Linked DNA regions of Homo sapiens: region 2 is linked to region 1. A link is a contact called in ENCODE Hi-C or POLR2A ChIA-PET data. All regions are on one chromosome and are shown on one strand. Each heading gives the region's core, a stretch centred on a gene start or an enhancer-like site at or near the end of the contact. The rest is flanking DNA. Distances are from core to core; before and after follow the strand shown.

The links. Hi-C counts contacts between places; a loop is a spot of excess contacts on that map. ChIA-PET counts read pairs that join two places held with the same protein, here RNA polymerase II (POLR2A). Pooled maps may share reads with other maps.
Region 2: a loop to region 1 is called in a map of Calu3, with 7 times the contacts of the local background. The contact joins two enhancer-like sites. A Hi-C loop is called at or near these places in 7 of 168 maps with a recorded cell type or tissue (CD4-positive, alpha-beta memory T cell, CD8-positive, alpha-beta T cell, Caki2 and 4 more), 1 of 37 single-sample maps with no recorded cell type and 7 of 50 pooled maps. POLR2A ChIA-PET finds 5 or more read pairs at or near these places in 19 of 52 experiments (AG04449, AG04450, CD4-positive, alpha-beta T cell and 14 more).

What each region holds. Positions count from the first base shown.
Region 1 is chr22:36,298,727-36,304,715 of GRCh38, reverse strand. It overlaps MYH9 (myosin heavy chain 9), which reads left to right. Exons shown (of 41, transcript NM_002473.6): 19 at 561-721; 20 at 2,040-2,148; 21 at 3,051-3,182; 22 at 3,659-3,865; 23 at 4,452-4,589; 24 at 5,674-5,797. Among named protein-coding and RNA genes, the nearest start is that of MIR6819, 15 kb to the right of the region's middle. RefSeq lists an enhancer at 3,561-4,760. Within about 2 kb of position 3,220, at least 13 of the 41 ENCODE cell types and tissues checked have a DNase peak (open chromatin) inside an H3K27ac peak, as active enhancers do.
Region 2 is chr22:36,351,748-36,357,650 of GRCh38, reverse strand. All of the region lies in intron 1 of MYH9 (myosin heavy chain 9), which reads left to right. Among named protein-coding and RNA genes, the nearest start is that of MYH9, 33 kb to the left of the region's middle. RefSeq lists enhancers at 1-601, 2,495-2,995, 2,996-3,496, 3,946-4,675. Within about 2 kb of position 2,595, at least 27 of the 41 ENCODE cell types and tissues checked have a DNase peak (open chromatin) inside an H3K27ac peak, as active enhancers do.

The DNA.
Region 1 (5,989 bases), core at 1,971-4,470:
ATCCAGTGTGGTGAGCAGGGCAGCTCACAGCCAGGGCAGCAGGCCTGGTGCTCCGTGACCTGGGCTTCTCCTCCCTCCCTCCCCACTCCCAGCCCTAGCGCAGTGCTGGACGGGCTGTGCGCATGCTCTGAGTTCCGGTTGATTGAAAGCCCTGCGGTGACTCAGTGCCAAGCCAGGGCTGAATCCCACCCTGCTCCTTTTTTCCCCTTCCCAGCATCCTGTTGTTTCTGGCGTGTCCAGGTTAGCAGCTGCTACCTTTGGCCTTGTTTTACTTCACGTTCTTTCTAAAGAATCAGAAAGCTTTGGCTGCAGAGTAGGGAGTTGGTGGGAGGAAAAGAGAAGGAAAAATTCAACACCTACTGTGTGCACAGCCTGCGTTCGGTGACGGGGAGATAGGGAACAGGAAGAAGGAGGGAGAGGAGATGGCTTTCTGCTCTCCAGATGCTCGTCAGCCAGTGAGAAGAAGGGTGAAGGGCACACCTCCAGCTGTGCCTGGGCCACCCTTTCATGGAGCTGTGGCCAGTTGCTGGCCAGGTAAACGGCCTGCTCCTCCCACCTAGATAAAAGCCCTGGAGCTCGACAGCAATCTGTACCGCATTGGCCAGAGCAAAGTCTTCTTCCGTGCCGGTGTGCTGGCCCACCTGGAGGAGGAGCGAGACCTGAAGATCACCGACGTCATCATAGGGTTCCAGGCCTGCTGCAGGGGCTACCTGGCCAGGAAGTGAGTCCCGGGAGATACTCCTGCCCCGCATGCCAGGCCTTGCCACGCCCTTCTGTTGCCAAAGGGCACTTAGCAGGCCACCCCGCTGCAGCCAGTCACATGCCTGTCAGGGAGGCCCAGGTGGCTCTTCCTACCCCTGTTCCTGGATTTCTACCTTTGAGGAGTAGAATCGGGCAGTTCTTTTTTTTTTCTTTTTTTTTTTTTTTTTTTGAGACGGAGTCTCACTCTGTCGCCCAGGCTGGAGTGCTGTGGTGCGTTCTCGGCTCACTGCAACCTCCACCTCCCACGTTCAAGTGATTCTCCTGCCTCAGCCTCACTTAGTAGCTGAGGTTACAGGTGCACGCCACCACGCCCAGCTAATTTTTGTATTTTTAGTAGAGACGGGGTTTCGTCATTGTTGCCCAGGCTGGTCTCGAACTCCTGACCTCAAGTGATCCGCCCACCTCAGCCTCCCAAAGTGCTGGGATTACAGGCATGAGCCACTGCTCCTGGCTGAATCTGGCATTTCTGATTGGGGTTTAGAGTGATGGGTGGGAAGAGGCTGACTCTGCTTGGATTTGCCTGCCTGAAGGATCCTGCTTACCAGGACTCCTTACCGTGTGACCCTTGTGGGGACAGCACCCAGAGCCTGCCTGTCCCTAAAGAACCCTGTGATTCCAGGGGAGCAGGCCATCCTCGAGTCCAGACTCATCTTTGACTCCCTGGGGAATGACGGCTCCCCTGCTGCAGGACAGCGGCTGTGGGCACTGCACACTCGTCCCCTTGTGCTCGGGGATGGGGTCCTAGCAGGAGCGCCGAGCTCTGGGAGACGAAGCTTGAGCATTTGCACAGATGGAGGCTTGTTTATCCAAAAGCCCTCCAGCTGACACCTGCAGCCCACCTTCACAGTACATCAGCTTCTGACGTTCTCCCACCAAACAAAAGCTCAGATAGGGAACAGCACGAAGGGTGGGAAGCTGAAGTCCAGAGTCACCCAGGGCCAGTCAGCTTAATCACCAAGGGTCACGCTCAGTCCCCACACTGAGTAGGATCTGTGGTTACTTCACACGTGCCTTCACCCCCATGGGCACCTCAGTGGAGGGGTAGTCTGGTGACCTAGGTCCTTCACCGACTGTAAGATTAGTGCCTCATGGAGTCACACAGCCTGTAAGTGGGAGAAACTTATCTCAACCCCAAGGCCAGACCCCTTCCCTGAATTTCTTTCTTGAGGTGCCCCAGGCAAGGGTAGACCCCCAGAAAAGCTTGAGGACAAGACCAGGACTGTTAGGTCGGGTCTGCTGTCCACTGCTCCGCGCTGACCATGTTCCTCACCACACAGAGCATTTGCCAAGCGGCAGCAGCAGCTTACCGCCATGAAGGTCCTCCAGCGGAACTGCGCTGCCTACCTGAAGCTGCGGAACTGGCAGTGGTGGCGGCTCTTCACCAAGGTGCGTGCTAGAAGGGCCTCCTGAGTAGCTGGGACTACGGGTGCACACCACCATACATACCTGGCTAATTGTTTGTATTTTTTGTAGAGGTGTGGTCTCACCATGTCGCCCAGGTTGGTCACAAACTCTTGGGCTCCAGCAATCCTCCTACCTCAGCCTCCCAAAGTGCTGGAATTACAGGCATGAGCCACTGTGCCCGGCCCTTTTTGATTTTTAGTAGAGACAAGGTCTCACTATCTTGCCCAGGCTGACCTTCCTGGCCTTTAAAAAAAAAATCTCTTTATTTTTAAACTTGTCCGGGCTGCTTTTGTGTATAATACATAATTTATGGTAATGGCGAAAAACCAACTCACAAAAAGCCTAAAGAATTAAATAAAAATTCACACATAAACCCTTAGCCTAAACCAACAGCAGCAGCTATTTTAGTGTTTAATTTCTCGCTCTTTTTCTCACTGCCTATAAAACCTCAGCTATGTAAACAGTATACATTCTTCCATAGCTGAGTTTGACTCATATAAACAGTTGTAGTTCGTACGTTCCATTTATGATTCCTTCATAAGCATCGTTTTTTTAGAGGTAGTGTGCTGTTCCCTAGGGAACACATCATTATCTGGGTACTTTTTCAGAGATGGGTCCTTCCTCATTTTCTTGCTGTGATAAACAATGCCGAGGTGAACATCTTCACGCACACGCAGGGATAGTTTCCCTGGAATGTAGTTAGCGGGTCAGAAGCCCGTGGTACAGAGCGCCAGGAAGGATGTGCCTGCTTGCAGCCCCCACCACAGCGTGTCTTCTTGCCCCTCACTTTCATGTTTCCAGAGGTGAGGGAGAGGCCTCACACCTGTTGGCAGAGGCGGGCATCTTCCAGCCGAGCATGTCTCTACCTCTATCTCCTCTCCCAGGTCAAGCCGCTGCTGCAGGTGAGCCGGCAGGAGGAGGAGATGATGGCCAAGGAGGAGGAGCTGGTGAAGGTCAGAGAGAAGCAGCTGGCTGCGGAGAACAGGCTCACGGAGATGGAGACGCTGCAGTCTCAGGTGGGTGTCAGTGCAGGCTCAGTCCAGGTCGCACGACCTGCCTGGTGCTGCCACCTGCTGGCCATCGGTAGGCACGGCATGCTGGAAGTTTCTATTACTATAGGAGTTTTCTACAACTGAGTTTCCTATTACTGTAAACAGTGACCAGTCTCTCTGCAGACCCCATTGGGTGTTAAGTGATGTAGGGAGGCCACTTAATAGAGTGGAACGTTCACAAGTGTTGGGTTCAAACCTCAGCTCTACCACATGACTTGAGCCCATTTCCTGGGACCTTGCTCTGGAGCTCATGGGGTAGTGAAAAATCAAGGACACGATGTCTGGAAGGTACCTGGAAGCTTCAGAGCTCTCCAGATGAAAGCTACTTTTGTCTGCATGTTCCTTTCCCTCTGGGATCCCGAGCCATGGCGTCCGTCCTTGAGGATGGAGTGGCTTGAGGGTGTTGCGAGGAGCTTGTGTTTTCCACTTGTTGTTTGCAGCTCATGGCAGAGAAATTGCAGCTGCAGGAGCAGCTCCAGGCAGAAACCGAGCTGTGTGCCGAGGCTGAGGAGCTCCGGGCCCGCCTGACCGCCAAGAAGCAGGAATTAGAAGAGATCTGCCATGACCTAGAGGCCAGGGTGGAGGAGGAGGAGGAGCGCTGCCAGCACCTGCAGGCGGAGAAGAAGAAGATGCAGCAGAACATCCAGGTTCCTGCCCGCTGCACCCGGGGAGGGGTGGCGCCGGAGGGGCAGGGCGGGGCGGAGGAGCAGGAACCAGGAGCTGGGAGAACATGGAATTAGGGTCCAAGGAGGCTGCTCCTCACGCAATCTGCTTGGGGCTCTCAGTGAGAGGTGTTCCCTTTGGGCTGGTAGTTTGTGACATGTGCATCTGAGATCTCCATGAGCACTGCCTGGGCCAGCATCAAGGCCAATTTGATTTCCCTGCCATTAGCCCTGGCCCTGGCTAGCCGAAGGGGCACAGGGCCAGCACCTCTGCGTCCTGCCTGTTTCATGGGTGGGAGCTTGCTGCAGGAAACCCTTCAGAACATTGCACCGATGTTCTGGCCCTGTGTCCCAGTTTGAAATCTGGAATCCTACAAATGGGGCTTGGGCCCTGCCTCGGCTGTGGCCCTGGGCTGGCGGACCTTGCCGTCCCCACCTCAGCCATGGCCCTGGGCTCACAGACCTTGCTATTTTCTCCTTGGCGTTTGGATCTGGCCTTCGGACCTTGCTGCCTTCACCTTGGCCATGCCTCTGGGCCTGCTGTCCTTACCGTGTCTCTGGCCCCCGGCAGGAGCTTGAGGAGCAGCTGGAGGAGGAGGAGAGCGCCCGGCAGAAGCTGCAGCTGGAGAAGGTGACCACCGAGGCGAAGCTGAAAAAGCTGGAGGAGGAGCAGATCATCCTGGAGGACCAGAACTGCAAGCTGGCCAAGGTGAGGCCCGTGGCTGTCGCCTGCCGCTGCTCCAGGGGCGCCGTGGATGGGAGAGTGTGGTCACCCTTGCAGGGCCTGGCTCCCCGCTGCTGCTGCTTCCTGTCTCTTCTGCCTGCAGCATGAGGGCTTCTGCTTAACTGCAAGTGCTCCCTGGAGGTCCCATGGGCCTTAGTTGAGGGATTTCCTCATAAGCAAAGGGGCCCTGGGGAAGGGTTTGTCCTTTCCCCTCTGGAAAGCTCTTCTTTGCCAGCCGTGAGACCCGAGCCTGTGTAAAGGTGGCCATCTGTGCAGCATTGCAAGTGTTGGTCACTGTGGGGTTGGGGACACCTTGGTGGCTCTGTGTTGAGATACGGGGTACTCTTCCTCCACTGTCCCTGGGCGGCAGCTATTCCTCTTGAGAATGAGTTGGGTCCCTGTCGGTGTCTGCCCAGGGAGCAGATAGCAGCCGGGGAACCAGTTAGAGGAGAAGGCAGGAGAAGGCAGCCTCCCCACCTTTCGGGCCTCCTCAGAACATGGGAGCCCCAAAGGCTGGGGAGGCTGAGGTGGCAGGACGCCCACCCGGGACTGGGATGAGGGGACTCAGGTGCTTGTGCCGAGCTGTGGCCGCTGGGCAGGGGTGTTGCAGGGGCCACACAGAACAGAAAGCAAGGAGAGCAGCCCGGGGCACCGCGGGGCTGAAGAGGGGGAGGGGCCGTGGCCCACCTGGCAGGTGAGAGAGGGGCACGGAGAAGGTGGCCTGGTGGCGCAGGTGAGCGCCGTGTGGCAGCCTCTTGAAGGAGTGGAGCCATCTGTCCCTGCTGACACTAGCTGTCACCTGGAATCCTTTCTCACCCAAGCCCACAGGGGAAGGGGAAGGGCTTGGGCACCCACATTTTTTGGTTCTAAGGAAGCGTACCTCGCTGTTTCAGGGGAGCTCGTGACCTTTCAAAATTATCCTTTGATCTAGGAAAATCCTAATGAACTTGATCAAGCGTCTAAAGCCCTCTCCATTCAGCCCCAGATTTCCGGGCGAGTCATGCTTTGAGGCTAGCAAGTGTTCTGTGCTCAACCAACACTAAATGCCAGCCTACTCCCCTCTCCCCAGGAAAAGAAACTGCTGGAAGACAGAATAGCTGAGTTCACCACCAACCTCACAGAAGAGGAGGAGAAATCTAAGAGCCTCGCCAAGCTCAAGAACAAGCATGAGGCAATGATCACTGACTTGGAAGGTGAGGGGGTGACGAGCAGGAGGTGATGGGCAGGGGCTGGCGGGCAAGGGCTGGCGGTCAGGGGCCGGCCTGTCTGACCGGAACACCGAGGCCTTCTCAGCTCACGGGTGAGCCTGGGTCACACTACAGCACTGGCTGCTGCCCTTTAGACCTGAGGTCACCAGGTCGAGGGGAGCCGTGTCTGGTGCCTGC
Region 2 (5,903 bases), core at 1,346-3,845, 54 kb before region 1:
CTGGCTTCATAGTGCTGCGTTTGTTCACACGAACCCCTTCAATCAGTGGGCTCAACCGGGTGTGATTTGTCTTCCCCCGCAACCCCCAATTTCCACCTTTGGTGATGTCTGGAGAGGTATTTGGTTGTCACAACTGGGGACAGGGTGCGACTGGCATCTAGTGGGTAGAGGCCAGGGGTGCTGCTCTGCTGCTAAATACCCCACGTGGCACAGGACAGCCCCACCACAAAGGATTCTCTGGCCCCAGATAGCCATAGTGCCGTGGCATCGTTTTGTATGTGGTTATTGAGCGATCGTACCTTCTTCCTGTACGTTGGCTCTTGCTTTTCTCCCTCGGCCCGGGATACCTTTCCACCATCTCTTCCCTTCCCTGCCAATATTCTACCCATCTTCCAGGACCCAGTTTAAATGTCATATCCTCCATGACACTCTTCGCTTGAGTGTCCAAGGAAGTGTCCCTTTCTCTTTGTTCCCACGGCAAGTTGCATGTTCCTCTCCTCTTCTTCGCTGAGTCAGTGGTGGAGCCGGTTGTTGACGTGGTTCTTCCTCTCTGCATGAATGTTCCACTATGGTAGGTGTCCTGTCTCATCATTATGTGTATTTAAGGAATACATGCTGCATTAAGCAGCCCTGCAAGGCAGGGAAGGCAGCATAAAATATTATCTGCATTTACAGTTGAGGCCAGAGAGGTGGCACCGGCCGAAGGCCACACAGCAAGGAGTTTCTGCATTCATCCACATGGCAGATCTGTCTAGCGGGTGCTTACTGCGTTTGGGTGTTGGATTCAGCAGTGAACAGGACAGAAGGAAGCCCAGGAGCTTGCTTTCTGTCTACTCTACCACATTGCCCAGGTGGACACTCCACCTAGTCACCTAGGTTCATGTCCGTCCTGCCGCGCGACCTCATTAGAAACCCCCTGGGATCTTTATGCCTTTGTCATGATTTTTTTGCATGTGGATTCTCTATGTATTAGTTGATTGAATAAGTGAATCAAATGAGCTTGAAAAATTCTACATTATTATAGCAGCTGCTTTCAAAGAATCTTTTTTTTTTTTTTTTTTTTTTTTTTTGAGATGGAGTCTCACTCTGTTGCCCAGGCTGGAGTGCAGTGGCACCATCTCAGCTCACTGCAACCTCTGCCTCCTGGGTTCAAGCGATTCTCGTGCCTCAGCCTCCCTAGTAGCTAGGATTACAGGCACGCGCCACCACGCCTGGCTAAGTTTTGTATTTTTAGTAGAGACAGGGTTTCACGGTTTTGGCCAGGCTGGTCTCAAACTCCTGACCTCAGGTGATCCACTCGCCTCAGCCTCCCAAAGTGCAGGGATTACAGGCATGAGCCACCACGCCTGGCCCAAAGAATCTTTCTTAACAATGGAAGCCAGCTACTTCGATAGTTTTATTTAACTCAAAACCAACGGCCGCAAGTAGAAAGAGAAAGGACATGTTCACCTGTGTTCTCCAGGATGGGGGTGGGGATGGAAAAAAACAAACAGAGGGGCTGCTTGCATACATCAGTGGTGAGGCTGGAATAGGGCTTCCAGTGTCTGGGCTGAGGCCGCTGGGGTGTCTGAACTGAAGCCTTGGCGTGCCCAAGGCCATTGGAGATTGGTTAGGTCAACTCCTGGCAGACTGGGCACAGAGAACTCAAATGGCTCACCCAAGGTCACACTCCCACCTTCTTTCTTACTTTTAGCACCCAGCAATTTAGGTCGGAAGGATGGAGTCCCTTGTGCAAGCCAGCATGGGGAGATGGGGTTTACAGCTTTGAGGTGGCATTATCAATGTCTGCTTAATTAATAAAGGGGGGGTTCTCTGTTTGTTTGCTTCTTGTAGCCCCCTTGACCTCACCAGTAAGGCAGCTAAGGGGGAAACGGAGCAGGGCATTGAAGCCACACGGGGCTGAGTCTGACCCTAGGTTTTGTGCCTTGTCTGAGCCCCATTTCCCCCACCTGTAAAATGAGTATGTATGTGCCTCATGAAATTATTGCAAGGATTGAGTGAGAACATGCAGCGCTTCCTAGCAGGTCCTTGGTCTATGCAGCTTTACGGTGAAGGTGATGACTTGGACACTCCCAGCCTAGAACTTGGCCCACAGAAAGGTTTACATCAGCCCTCGTTGTCTGGGAGTGGAAATGCTCTCAACGTTTCAACCAAAGATCTGAGAGTAGAATACATTCTGTCTTTAAGGTGCTAGCTGTTCATTTTCCAGACAAACCCACAAATAAGTAAAAAGAGAAACGGAGGGAGGGAGGGAGAGTATTCTCTGGGAAAACAGGGAGAAATAAAAGATCCATATGATGTTTGTGGGGAAGGGGAGAAGGCAAATAATTGAGGCATTACATTTTGGGTTGAAAGAAGATGTTTTTGGTCAACCTATTTACTTTCAGTTTCATCATTTCCTGAGAGTCCTAATTTAGCCTCTGGTTGTGTCCCGCTCGATTATGGCCTAAAAAGGCAACTGCTTGGGTTTCTTGGAGTTGGACTGGCACCCGCAGGAAGCCGGCGGGAAGGAAAGCGCTGGGGGATGGCCTCAGCCTGATCCAATCTCATCTCCAGGGGCGAGAGCTGCTTGCTTCCTTCTGAACCTCTTGCTGGCCTGCCCATTCCCACAGGAGCTCGGGACTTTCTGAGCCACGGAGATCTTTCCTCTGTGTGTGTGTGTGTGTGTGTGTGTGTGTGTGTGTGTGTGTGTGTTTTGTTTTTTGTTTTTTTGTTTTTTTAAGTGGTAGATGATGATGCTGGTTGGTTGCTTTCACATGTACATCCTGCTCAAATGGCAGTGCATGTCGATTCAGCCCTTTTGGAAAACAATTGGATGGGACATCCCAGGACTGTAGAAGTGTTTGTATGTTCTTTTCTCCCGTAACTCCACTCCTGGGAATGTATCTCAAGGTGGTGGTACACTACGGCCGGGTGCGGTGGCTCACGCCTGTAAGCCCAGCACTTTGGGAGGCCGAGGCAGGCAGATCACCTGAGGTCAGGAGTTTGAGACCAGCCTGGCCAACATGGTGAAACCCCATTTCTACTAAAACTACAAAAATTAGCTGGGCGTGGTGGCGGATGCCTGTAATCCCAGCTACTCGGGAGGCTGCAGCGGAGAATCGCTTGAACCTGGGAAGCGGAGGTTGCAGTGAGCTGAGATCACGCCACTGCACTCCAGCCTGGGTGATAGAGCGGGACTCCATCTCAAAAAAAAATAAAGATGGTATACTAGATAAGAGGGTAAAAAAACCTTATAAGTGGTCCTTAAAAAAGAAAAAAACACTTGAGAATATTGAGAATATGCTGCAGCCATTAAATGTTGGACAGTGAGGCCTTGGTGTCAGGAGTTCTGGGTTCAGGTCCTCATTCCCCAGCTTGTGTGACCGAGTAGAGTTACTTTCTCTCAGGGCCACCACTGCATCATCTGTAAAATGGGTTGGATAAAATTGATTAACAAGCAAATCTGAGGCTGGGTGTGGTGGCTCACACCTGTAATCCCAGCACTTTGGGAGGCCAAGGCAGGCAGATCACATGAGGTCAGGAGTTTGAGACCAGCCAGGCCAACATGGTGAAACCCCGTCTCTACTAAAAATACAAAAAATTAGCCAGGCGTGGTGGCACACGCCTGTAGTGCCAGCTACTCGGGAGGCTGAGGTGGGAGAATCGCTTGAACCCAGGAGATGGAGGTTGCAGTGAGCCGAGATCGTGCCATTGCACTCTAGCCTGGGTGACAGAGCAAGACTTCATCTCAAAAAACAAAAACCAAGCAAATCCTAGCCCTACAGGAAAATAGTCACAGTAAGTAAGGAAAATACAAAATCTGAAACTCTGTCCTCTGCCTGATAGTTAAAAATCAAGTGTTTCCATGAGCCAGGTCCAGAAAGGACCACGAAAAGAAAGAGAAAACTGATTTTGCAAGGCGGGGAGAGGCGGTGGGGGGAGTTCAGGAATTTAGGGGATTATTTTTCTTTTATTTTCAAAAACTTTTTTATTATGGGCAGTTTTAAAAAGTTTCACCTGGGCACAGTGGCTCATGCCTGTAATCCCAGCACTCTGGGAGTCCAAGGCGGGCAGATCACCTGAGGTCAAGAGTTCAAGACCAGCCTGACCTAAAACCCCATCTCTACTAAAAATACAAAAATTAGCCGGCTGTGGTGGTGGGCGCCTGTAGTCCCAGCTACTCGGAAGCCTGAGACAGGAGAATTGCTTGAATCTGGGAGGTGGAGGTTGCAGCGAGCTGAGATCTTGCCATTGCACTCCAGCCTGGGCAACAGAGTGAGTCTCTGTCTCAAAAAAAAAAGTTTCAAAGAGGCTGTTTAACAGCCCCAGGACAGAGTAGGAAGGAGTGGCTGCACGCTGGCTGCTGTGTTTGATAGACTACCTCCCGGGTATCCCGCTGTCGTGCCCCTTATTGAATTTTTAGCAGCTCTTTACTATCCCCCATTCATAAATGAGGCATATGGATTATAGATAAGGTGGTTTAACCCACATGCATCCTGGAGAGGTCTGAGTATTAACCTGACTGAACACACTTATACACACACACACACACACACACACACACACGCCCCCAGAGGCACAGGATACGAGTGGAAACAGCAGCTCTGCTGCAGCCCTGTGGCTCCCCATCATTGAATGTGGCTGATCCTGCCCAGGTGGCCGAGGGGGCTTTCATAGAAACTCCACTGTTTATCCTGACCTTTGCGGCTCTCCCTGCCGGTCTAACCCGTGTATTGATCTTGGCGCCGCTGCTCACCCACGTCATTCTAGCAGAGTTGCTGAAACCAAATAGCCCTGTCCTTGGCCAGGCTGAGCAGAGCCCAGCCTTGCTTAATGAAAAGTTCTGGGAGGGAGGTGCCCAGCAAGCTGGGGCTCTGACCTTCAGCTGGAGCCTTGGTCCTTGGAGGCGGGGGGTGTCCCTGGTGGGATGCATTCTCTCTTCCTCTTGCAAGAACTGTGGCTTGGTGGCCAGGCCTCTGCTAGTCTTCAAGTGGACACCACTGGCCTGTGACTGTCCCCTGCCCTCCCACCAAAGCCTGAAAGTCGGACAGGGTGAGGTTCTGAGGGCAGTTGGTTGGGTGGAATTCCTCCCCGCCAGCTGGTGTGATGTTTGTGACCCTCCAGAGCGGATTTCCAGGGCAGTCTGAGTGCCTGGGCCCTGCAGCCTGAGGGTGCCCATGGGCTGCCGAGAAGCCAGGCTACCAGATGGGTTCTTTGCTGTTAGGGTTGGCATTGCTGGGGCGAAGCAGCGTTTGAGGACGGTCAGAGCTCATTCTGCCACTGCTGATGGGCTGCAAGCTTGCGCCGACAGTAGCGGGCCGAGGGAGTAAATCTTGAGTTCTAACGTGCCTGCTTTTTGACGGGCCATGTGGTCCACACTGGGAAGGCTCACTCAGCCTTCCTGCCTACCTGATAACATCCGGCAAATATTTGTTGAACGCTCTGGAATGCATTCCTCTCCACTCCCCACATCACACTCAGCTCGTGGGGACAGTTAGGGCCCAGCTCCAGTGCCGGCCTGGCTTCCGAGGGACCCCAGGCACAATTGTTCTGGGAGGAGGCCAGGCACAGGAGCCAGGCGTCCCTGGGTTAGCGTCCCACTCCATGCCTGGGTTGGGCAACTCTGGGCAAGTGACTTGCCCTTTCTGAGTCTGTTTCCTAGTTTATGAATTGGGGATGATGAGACAGCTCTTTCCCAGGATGGTTGCCAGTTAGGTGAGGTGGTGAATAAACTGAGCGTGGTGCTGGGAGGTACTTAGTAACCATCCCCTGCCCCTTCTGCTCTCGGTAGGAGTCTCGTGAGGGGCACCGATGTCCTCAGATGCGTTCATTGGCGGGGTCAGCAACACACTTAGGGTTTGGGGGCATGGGGTTCAAGTGAGTCTCTCTGCTATTCATGGAGTTATCCTTTGTGGGTTTGA